Regions from separate parts of the Homo sapiens genome. Here region 2 is linked to region 1. A link is a loop called in an ENCODE intact Hi-C map of the cell type or tissue named here. Cell type or tissue: CD4-positive, alpha-beta T cell. All regions are shown on one strand.

Evidence for each region. A loop is a pair of places that touch in the nucleus more often than their neighbours do. Peaks named below come from ENCODE experiments on the same cell type or tissue, not always from the same donor. Only the 100,000 strongest peaks of a DNase experiment are listed, where the experiment ranks them.
Region 2: it touches region 1 in a loop (4-fold over the local background); 2 of 110 quality-filtered maps call a loop at or near these places.

What each region holds. Positions count from the first base shown.
Region 1 is chr10:31,926,562-31,931,561 of GRCh38, reverse strand. It overlaps ARHGAP12 (Rho GTPase activating protein 12), which reads left to right and starts at 2,731. Exons shown (of 20, transcript NM_018287.7): 1 at 2,731-2,879. LOC107984219 (a long non-coding RNA gene) reads right to left here. Exons shown (of 3, transcript XR_001747415.2): 1 at 3,519-5,000; 2 at 2,740-2,900. RefSeq lists a silencer at 2,560-3,059. In CD4-positive, alpha-beta T cell, no CTCF peak of the experiment used is centred here; DNase peaks (open chromatin) are centred at 1,081, 2,711, 3,251, 3,691 and 2 weaker places; H3K4me3 peaks cover 3,776 bases; H3K27ac peaks cover 1,826 bases.
Region 2 is chr10:33,129,912-33,134,911 of GRCh38, reverse strand. No RefSeq gene overlaps it. Among named protein-coding and RNA genes, the nearest start is that of IATPR, 16 kb to the right of the region's middle. RefSeq lists an enhancer at 1-1,145. In CD4-positive, alpha-beta T cell, CTCF peaks have their summits at 1,864 and 2,094 (motif pointing right); DNase peaks (open chromatin) are centred at 641 and 2,121; H3K27ac peaks cover 3,145 bases.

The sequences.
Region 1 (5,000 bases):
CAGGTAAACTTTTATAAAACAGAAGAAGCCTGAATGTTTTAATAACAACAACAACAACAAAAAGATGCCAGAAAAATTTTAAACATTTTCACTATTTGAATAGATAAAACATTCTGAAATTTTGAATATCAAAAAGTTTAAATATGAATACAATGAAGTCTATTTCTTATGCTTTCCATCTACTGTGTTCTCATACCTCATGTTACTTTGTCCTAGTTTAATGCATATACAATTTAATACAATATTCTGTACCGTATTTCTGTGTTTTTCACTTAACAAAAAAATCTTGGAGATCTTAATGTTAAAACAAAGAACTTTCTGTTTTTTTGATTAACAGCTGCACAATGTTCAAACATATGGCTCTATCATAATTTAACTAGTATCCTGTTGATAGATACTTAGCTTGTTTCCAATCTTTTGCTATTCTCAACAATAAGAAACACCTTGTTATTTCTTATGTGTGGAAACATCTGTGGCATAAATCCCTGGAAATGAAATTCAAGGCTCCGAGTATATATGCATTTGTAATTTTAATACATACTGCCAAATTCCTGTTTCTTTATAGCCCAGCCAAAGTAGTGATGCCAGATATAATTTTGTTTTTTCATTTAAAAATATATAATGAAAAGTAGGTTACTTATTAAAGAACTAGGAAGAAAGTAGGACAAGTTTATGCAAAGTACAGACTACATTTTCACCTAAAAATACATTTAACAGGAATCTATTGTGCATCTACCGTATGCCAAGTGCTTTTAGGCACTTGGGATATACACACAAACAAATCAGACTCAAATCTCTGCCTGTGTGTGGAGCTTATATTTCAGTTCTACATTTTGGAACTCTCTGCTACTTCATAAGAAGCCAGTTAAATGTCAAAATCCTGAAAATGATCTGTTGAAATCCTGAGCACAGGCGCCAGACATATGCTACAAGTGTTATTTAAAAACTAACTAGAGGCAGTGTTACATATGATCATAGCTCTCCATCAGGTTCTTTTAAAACAACACACTAGCGAGAAAGCTCTTTTTATCCGCCTCCATCTGCTGTTGGTGGTGATCAGCATACTGTGGGCATTGTGGTATCATCCGAGATTAGGCTGTGAAATAGGAAGTGGGGTTACAGGCAGATCCGCAAGTGTATGCAAACTGTTGAGTTCTATCTCTTGCTAAAACCAAGGGTGCCCAATTCAGGTTTGGAGAGTAGGGAAAGTAAGGTTATCAGCGCATTCCTATCAGGGTCGTTTTCTTTTTTGCACTGCTCTTGTTCTGGTTTTATAAGGAGAACACAAGCAGAGTCTATGGAAAATAGTTGCCAAAGCATACAGGAAATACTCCTTATACTGAACAAATGCAAGAAAACAGAACGGGTTAGAAACCGAGGGAGACAAAAAGGCAGTGGGTGCCAAGGACTGTGAAAAGCAAATGCAACGATAGAGACAGCACAGTCTCAGGCTTATTTTTCAAAAATTCTCATTGTAAGCCTCTTTCCTTTCTAAATGGAGACTATCTTAACACTTTAGCTCGCATTAGACTTAATTTAATAAGAAGGTTGTAAACCACAGCTGTTAAAGTCTTGCCACTGCCCTACCGGATTCTTCGCATCCTGTAAGGCACAATTCGGAGTTCAGCTGGTTGATAAGGAAGCCAGGCATTGTGGCATCTTCAAGTACGAAGTGAAGCACAGGAAAGAGCCAACTCCGGAGAGTAGCTCTTCATTGCTTGAATCATACATATGCTTGTTTTTTCCCCCCTCTCCTTTCTGGTCTCTATTATTAACAAATATTTCATCCTGGCACAACAGGCACAATCAACAACTGGTTAAGGAATGAGTAGTTACTGAAGTCCCAACGCCTCTCAGTTATTTTTCTCACACTCACTGTATTCTAGACCTAGAAGCCAGCTCTCATTTGAAAGCTGAGGTTCAGAAGGGTGAAGTGCCAATAAATGGCAGAAGCCAGGTCTCTTTCCTGATTCCCATTCCAGCTGAGCTCCTCCTGCCACTGGATCACCATCAAAGACCTGCCAAAGCTGTTACTTCCGGGTTCGGTGCTGCCACAGTGCAAACGGGGATGACTTTGGACAATGACCCTGTGGCCCCCGCAGGGCTCGCACCCTCAGGCCCGTGGAAGGCTAAATGCTGACGGACTGGTTCTGCCCTGGAGCGGCTCTCCGCGTCCCAGGGGTCTCCTCAGTCCCGAGTGTGCACAGCGGGTCCTGCCACGTACCCTGGCGACCCCAGCAATGGACTCAGTGCCCCGGGTCCCTTTCCGTCTCCCTCAGGCGGCGTGCAGCACTTTTTCGGGTGTCCCAGTGGAATTTCCGGGCCCGTGAACGACTGACCCACGCCCGGCCGCAGCTCCAGGGGCCGACGAAGGGAGCGCTAGGGCCCACGGCAGGGCCGTCTTTGCCCGGGCTCCATTCCTGCCACCCTGGCGCTATGTCCGCCCTTCCCTGGTTTTCCCTACGAGCGTTTTTTTAACGCTTCCCACTCCTTGTTTACAAAGTGCTGAGCCCCCTTGACCGCAGGCTCCCGCGCCGGCCCGAGTTCCCACACCGTACGCTGGCTGCCCCCTATTCGGATCCCCGCCGGGCGCCGCACCCCCTAGCCACCCCAGACCGTCCCGGAGACCCGCGCCCGCCCAGCTCGCCCGGGCCATCACGTGAGCCTCCCGCCCCGCCCCCGCGCGTCACGTGAGCCCCGCCCCCGCGCCGGCGCGCTCCGACGTGCCCTGTAACTTACCCTCCCTCAGAGGCCAGCCTGCGGGGACGGGCCGGCCGCGGCCGTAGCCGTGTGAACGCTCTTCGGGCTCGCGTCGTCGACCCGCAGCCGCGGGGCGGACTAAGAAGGGAGCCGCCTGCTGCGAGGCCGCCGGGCTCCCGGTGAGGTGCAGGGCGCGGGTCCTGGCGGACGGAGGGCAGGTTGGCGAGGCGCTGCACAAAGGCGCGCCGGGGCCGGGCTGTGCCCGCCGAGGGCGGTGGAGTCGGGGGGAGGCGTGTGCGGGAGGCGCGGCGGCGGCGGCGGCGGCGCCGCGGAGGTGCGCGCAAAGGGAGGTCGGGCGCGCAGCGAGGGGCTCTGGGCGCGGGGGTTAGGCGCCGAGGGGGAGGGGGCCGGCGCAGCCTATTGGCTGACGTGGGCGAGAGGGTTTAAATGGCCCGAAGTTGTGGCTTCTCTGCCCCCTGGGTTTCCTGACTTCCTGTGTGAGGGCAGCGCCCGCCCGCCCCGCCCCCAGGGAGGAGAGTGTGAGGGTGCGCGGGTGTGTGTGTGAGTGCGGGAGAGTGCGCGCGTGTGTGCACAAGGCGGGTGTGTGCGTGTCTATGTGCAAAAGGCGGGTGTGTGCGCGCGCGTGTGTCTGCAAAAGGCGGGTGTGTGTGTGTGTGTGTGTGTGTGCGCAAAAGGCCGGCCCGGCCCCTCCCGCGCCCTGGGCCCACTCCCTAATCGCGGTGGGGCTTGCAGGCCTCCACCCACCCGGGGAGCCCACCCGGGGAATCCACCTGGGGCGTCCCTCGAGGACTGTTGACCTTAAACCGGACACTTTCTTCTTTGCGGTCTTTCCCGGTGCCCTGCCCCTGCTGGATGGACGTGCATTCGCTCCCCTCCAGCTTATCTGGGCGGAATCTCCTCAAAGTCCTTGAATTGAAAAATCCTCTTTACCAGCGTGCAGCCCGCCTCCCATCTCAGGGGAGCTGGTTGTCTTCTCAGAACGGCTGTCCTTTACGCGTTGCTATCTTAAGTGACTGCAGACCCTTTGAGAAGAAATGGCCACACGGTCTTCGTTAGAGAAAAAGGCACGCCCTTCAGCTTTCGAGGCGTGTGATGTTTTCCTTTTGACTGCAGCTGCAGTTTTGTAAATGTATTTTCAAAGGCTAAAGCACGACGTTGAAAGTACACCTTTATCGAAAGTTTTAATGTCATCCCAAGTGGAGTGTTTGTTGTGGATAGAGGCTTTTAGCACTCTAATAACACGATTGGTTGTGGCTGGCTTTTGGGTTAATCATGACATTGAGAAGTAGATTTTATCGACTATTTAGGCATGCGTTCCTAAAGGGAGGTGGTGGAGGAAGGAAGGCTCACTCGGGTTCTGATTCAGGTTCTGCCACCCGACTTCTAGAGGTTAGACCTTGGGAGACTCCGGGTGTTTCAATGGAAGTGTTAAAAATAAGTATCTAGCCCCTAGCCACGCCTCTTTCATACTTAAAAGTCGGGAACGATGGCCTAGATGTGTGTGTACTTGCCCATATCGCCTTTTCTTTATCTGTAGGAGGGTGTTTTACAGAATCGGTCATCTTCCTCTACCTCCTCTGGTCTGAATAGGCATTTTGGCTATTTTTATTTTGCCTTGGAAACGTTTCAGAGCTGGGTTTTGAGAGCCCAAAGCAGGCAGTGAAAGCGTGACCCCCACCCATGCCACCTGACGAGCCAGACCGTCTGCGCACATATGTGCGACCCCTGGTTGCATGCGGCTCCACTGTTCTAAAAGTGTTTCTCTGTGGGGGAAAAAGAAACCCCAGAAGTGTAATATAATGTGTGTATGTATATTTATGCGCCAATATTTGTTGATAGATTTCTGTTCGTACTTCATCAAGCTGGAGAAGACTGATGACTCATTGATTGTTAAGATAATGCCGTCTGTATAGTTAGTTATATATATATTAGTTGTTCATATATAATTATCAATACATTGCATCTCTTTCGGTTTTATATTTGCTAATACCAGTTGTTTCGAGGTGCAAATGAAAATAGATTAAGTGCTGTAGAAAAACAGCATGTTACTTGTAGTTAATCATTTGACTTTTCTTTAATTAGAAAGAATCTGCTCAGTGGTTTTTTAGTAGGCTGATAGAAAGTGAACTTTACAAATTTTTAAGTACTCTACGTAAGTGATATTACTGAAAATAATACGGGTGATTAAAATTTTTAAATGGAGTAAAAACTAAATAGTGGTGATCTGTTTAACCATTAAACAGTAGTACTAATATTTTACTTACCTGAGAAAATGGGCA
Region 2 (5,000 bases), 1.2 Mb before region 1:
CAAGAGGATTTTATTCCTTGCAACTAGTAACAAGAACACCTGGGATAACTCCCAAAGCAGTGCCTCCTCGAGCTGGGGGCTAGGTCCGGTTTTATAAGGATAGGGTAATAAGGTGTGATCTGATTGGATTTCACAATGAAGTGATGTCAAAAGCCACGATCTGACTAGATCCTGCCATGAGGTGATGCCAGGGCTCGATCTGATTGGATCCTGATCCTGCCCTGCAGTGTCCGCTTCTTATTTCAGTCCCCACTCCTCAGTCCAAGCACTTAGGTTCCCCTGTGGTTGCATGCCTTGGCTCATCAGGGCATGCTCATGATCTTCAACCTGGGAGTCCCGGGCAACTGAAAAACAAATCACAACTTTGTTACATAAAAGTTGAACCAGATTGGTCTGGTGCAGCTACAGCACTGGCAATAGTGGAGCCATGGGCTGTGTGTCAGCTGGCAGATGAGCTGGCAGATGATCTGGAAATTAAGGTGGCTGTTTTGCCATCCCGTCTCTTTGAGCTGGTGGAGCCTCTAAGCTGGGACTCTGAGCAGAATCTAGAAATGACTGGTTATCTCCTGTTCACTGATACTCGTCGACTGGAAAATATTACTGGGTACTGAACTGGCACAACTCTGCCTTGAAATGACTCAACCTGCATGAGTGGGGTGAGTCATCGCCCTCTGCCACCTTACAGCACAGGCCCCACGTGTTGGTTTTTATTACCCTGCATAAGGTCCAGGCCTCATTCAAGTAGGACTCCAAGGCTGCCTGTCCTCACTTCCTCCATTAGGAAAGAGGTGACGAAGGTGGATAACAATTTTACCACCTGGGGATGTGGATTTCTGCCTTCTATTCGTCATTCCTGACATAGGTTTGGCAAGTCTGTGGGTGCCTTTGCTCCTTGCTCGCAGCTAGAACTGAGAATCCTAACAGCCAGAGAGGTTATTATTTTTCTTATGTTGTCACTAGATTCCAGCTCTGAAATTGCAGGTAATTATCTCTCAATGACCAGCATGCCATCTTTCTCCTCTCTATTTTACACCCAAGCAGGCAGGATGGTTGCTGTATGGTGCATTTTTATTTAATTAGCTAAAAGGCTTGGATCTGCTTCTGTTACCCATAAATTAATGCCCATTGCAGCATGCCATGTTTATTAGTCATGGTGTGGGATTAGATGTCAAGAACAAGAGCTTCATCTTCATCACTGGGCATTGTCCTGTCCAAAGAAAGCAAATGGTTGAAGAGACCAAAAACAATCTGGAAATCCTGTAAGTAGCATCACATAAGCAAAGCAAAGTAGGCTTTGGCAAAGGGAACACATTCAGTCCCCTGCTAAGAAGAGCCACTGCTGAGCTGAAAGCCCCCATAGCTCTGTTAAAAGTGAGTTAAGGATCTAGAACCAGAAATACCATTTGACCCAGAAATCCTATCACTGGGTATATACCCAAAGGATTATAAATCATTCTACTGTAAAGATACATGCACACTTATGTTTACTGCAGCACTGTTCACAATAACAAAGACTTGGAACCAACCTAAATGTCCATCAATCATAGACTGGATAAATAAAATGTGGCACACATACACCATGGAATAATGGACAGCCATAAAAAAGAATGAGTTCATGTCCTTTGCAGGGACATGGATGAAGCTGGAAAGCATCATTCTCAGCAAACTAACACAGGAACAGAAAACCAAACACCGCATGTTCTCACTCATAAGTGGAAGCTGAACAACGAGAACACATGGACACAGGAAGGGGAACATCACACACTGGGGCCTGTTGGGGGGTGGGAGGCTAGGGGAGGGACAGCATTAGGAGAAATGCCTAATGTAGATGACATTGATGGCTTCAGCAAACCACCATGGCAAGTGTATACCTATGTAACAAACCTGCATGTTCTGCACATGTACCCCAGAACTTAAAGTATTTTTTTAAAAAAGTGAGTTAGGGCACTATAGGAACTGGGCAGGACACACAGCCCAGCCTGGTGGAGTGAACCATGAAGGTGATCCTTGAGTTGAAGCCCAAGATTTAGTAAGAGTTGGCCAGGTGGAGGGTGTGAGCCTACCATTCAGAGGGAGTAGACACATGAACACAGGAGAGAGAAACTGCAGGTGGCGCAGTAGAACTGCAGAGGGGAGAAAGGCACCCTGGGTTCTAGAGGGCAAGGCAGCACTGGATCAGGAAGGTCTTACATGATCTGCATGAAGGATTTTAAGCAGCAGAGCAGCATGATCAGAAGTGCAGTTTCTAAAACTTATGCTGGTGGAAGAGAGGAAGAAGGCAAGAGTGAAAGTAGAGAACCCAGTAAGGAAGCCAGGAAAGAAATGCGGACAGTGGCTGGGCTCTGTGTCTCATGCCTATAATCTCAGCGCTTTGGGAGGTGGAGGCAGGAGGATTGCTTGAGCCCAGGAGTTTGAGACCATCCTGGGCAACATACCAAGACCTCATCTCTACAAAAAATAAAATAAAGAAATAGCTGAACTGGTGGCACATGCCTGTGGTCCTAGCTACTAGGGAGGCTGAGGTGGGAGGATTGCTTTGAGGCTGCAGTAAGCTGTGATTGTGCCACTGCACTTCATCCTAGGCAACAGAGTGAGATGCTTGCTTAAATAAAAAAAAAAAAAGAAGAAATGTGGATAATTAGAAACCTAGGCAGTGGTGGTAACAATGGAAAGAGACAGAGCAGACAGATGTGGGGGACAGTGTGGGGCAGGGGATGTACTGGTCTTTGAGGTTGGTCATCTGGGAGAACATCAGAGCCACTCACTGCAACCAGACACCCAGGAAGGGGAGCAGGTCGGCAGAAGAGGGCACGGGAAAGAAAGATGGAATGATGGCATGTTTCATTTAACCCAGGTTGAACTTGAAGCCTTCCTGTCATATACAGTGTGCACCCATGTGGACTAGTCGCACATGTTCAGGTAACTGTAACATCCTCTGTGCCCCATTGTGACCCTTTCTGCCACCCCTACTGGGGACACAGAAGGAGAAACTGTAGTTAAGTGCAGTGTGAGACTGGGGAAACTGATCAGCTGTGATCTAAAGCAGGGATCCTCAACCCCCCGGGCCATGACAGGTACCAGTCTGTAGCCTGTTAGGAACTAGACCAAACAGAAGAAGATGAGGGGTGGGCAAGCAAGGGAAGCTGAGCTCTGCCTCCTGTCAGATCAGTGATGGCATTAGATTCTCACAGGAGTGCGAACCCTATTGTGAACCGTGCACACGATGGATCTAGGTTGCATGGCCCCTTACGAAAATGTAATGATAGACCAGGCACGGTGGCTCATGCCTGTAATCCCAGCACTTTGGGAGGCCGAGGCAGGTGGATCACAAGGTAAAGAGATCGAGACCATCCTGGCCAACATGGTGAGACCCCATCTCTACTAAAAATACAAAAATTAGCTGGGCTTGGTGGCGTGCGCCTGTAGTCCCAGCTACTTGGGAGGCTGAGGCAGGAGAATCGCTTGAACCCAGGAAACGAAGGTTGCAGTGAGCCGAGATCACGCTACTGCACTCCAGCCTGGTGACAAAGCGAGACTCCGTCTCAAAAAAAAAAAAAGAAAGAAAGTATAATGATAAATGAAATGTGCTTGAATCATCCCAATACCATTTCCTGTCCCTCTCTGTGGAAAAATTGTCTTCCACAAAACTGGTCCCTGGTGCCCAAAAGTTTGGGGACTGCTGATCTAAAGCATTCTCTGAATTCACATCAACACTCACAAAACGCATTTGTGCTCATAGAAATGTTATATGGTTCATGAGAAGAAAAAGATAACAATCTTTTAACTCCAATTTAAAGGACTGTAATCAATTTTTTAAAGGTCTATGAAGGAAAAGCTATAGCCCCATTATAAATTCTGAAAAGAGCCAACTGGTCATGATCCGTTTTGCTACTGAGTAAAAGTATCAAGATTCAGGTAGTTAAGCAATAACAATGAAGAATGCCTACTCTGTGAAAAGGCACCGGGAGATACAGAGATATCCATGACGGCTCACATCCTCAAAGTATTTGTCATTTTAAAGGGCATTCAGGAACAGCAATAGCTATAACTAAAGGTATCTATTTCATAAATAGTGTTAGCTAACTATCGTCAATACGCCAGGGTGAGGAAGACTAATTCTTATTTATTTATAGAAAGATAGGATCTCGCTATGTTGCCCAGACTGGTCTTGAAAGCCTGGCCTCAAGCAATCCTCCTGCCTCGGCCTCCCAAAATGCTGAGAGTAAAGGAGTGAGCTGCCACATCTGGCCTGGGGAGATTAGTTTTGATTGGGTTGTGAGAAACCATGAGTGGCTTCACGGGCCTAAAGTCATGTTAGCCTAGGATGCTCTATGAATCCCCCAAGACCTGGCCTTGGAGGACAAGTAGGATTTCACCTAAATTCCACATGGGGTTTTCTTGCCATCATGAGATAAGAAGGTCACAGTCAAGTCTCAAGCATACACAGCATGTCAAACCATATGAAACAGCCATTTTTATAGGTAAAAGATGGTTGAATATTGAACAATTTCATAGAGTTCAATCTAATAATCCAGCTTTATCTGAATTTAGAATTCCTAATATGAGCTGGGGCTCCTATAACCTCCTGCAGAGGCTTGGCTTGTGGTCACCATAAGCATCTTCACATCAGCTGCTGAAGGAGCAACATTCCACAGAGCCCACTCTTTTCCCAGACCAAGTTTACATGGTTTGAAAACTAGACATTTTGCGCAATGCATTGGTGCTGTCTGCCTCCCTCCCGGGGCTCCCAGTCTGTGAACATTAAAAGAAAATCAATAGGATTAGGTCATGTTTTTGATGGCACGTGCACCTGACAGGCCTCGCATCTTAAATTCTCGCTAAAATAAAAGCTCTTAACCCTCTGCAGCTTCTGGGGGATCCACATTAACTTCTCATTCAACCTTTCCTGGAGTAGATTAATCACAAGAGCCGCACCATTATCCCAGCCCTACTTTGCTGAAACTCGCCCAGTGTTGGAAAACTCAGTTTGAACCCAGTCC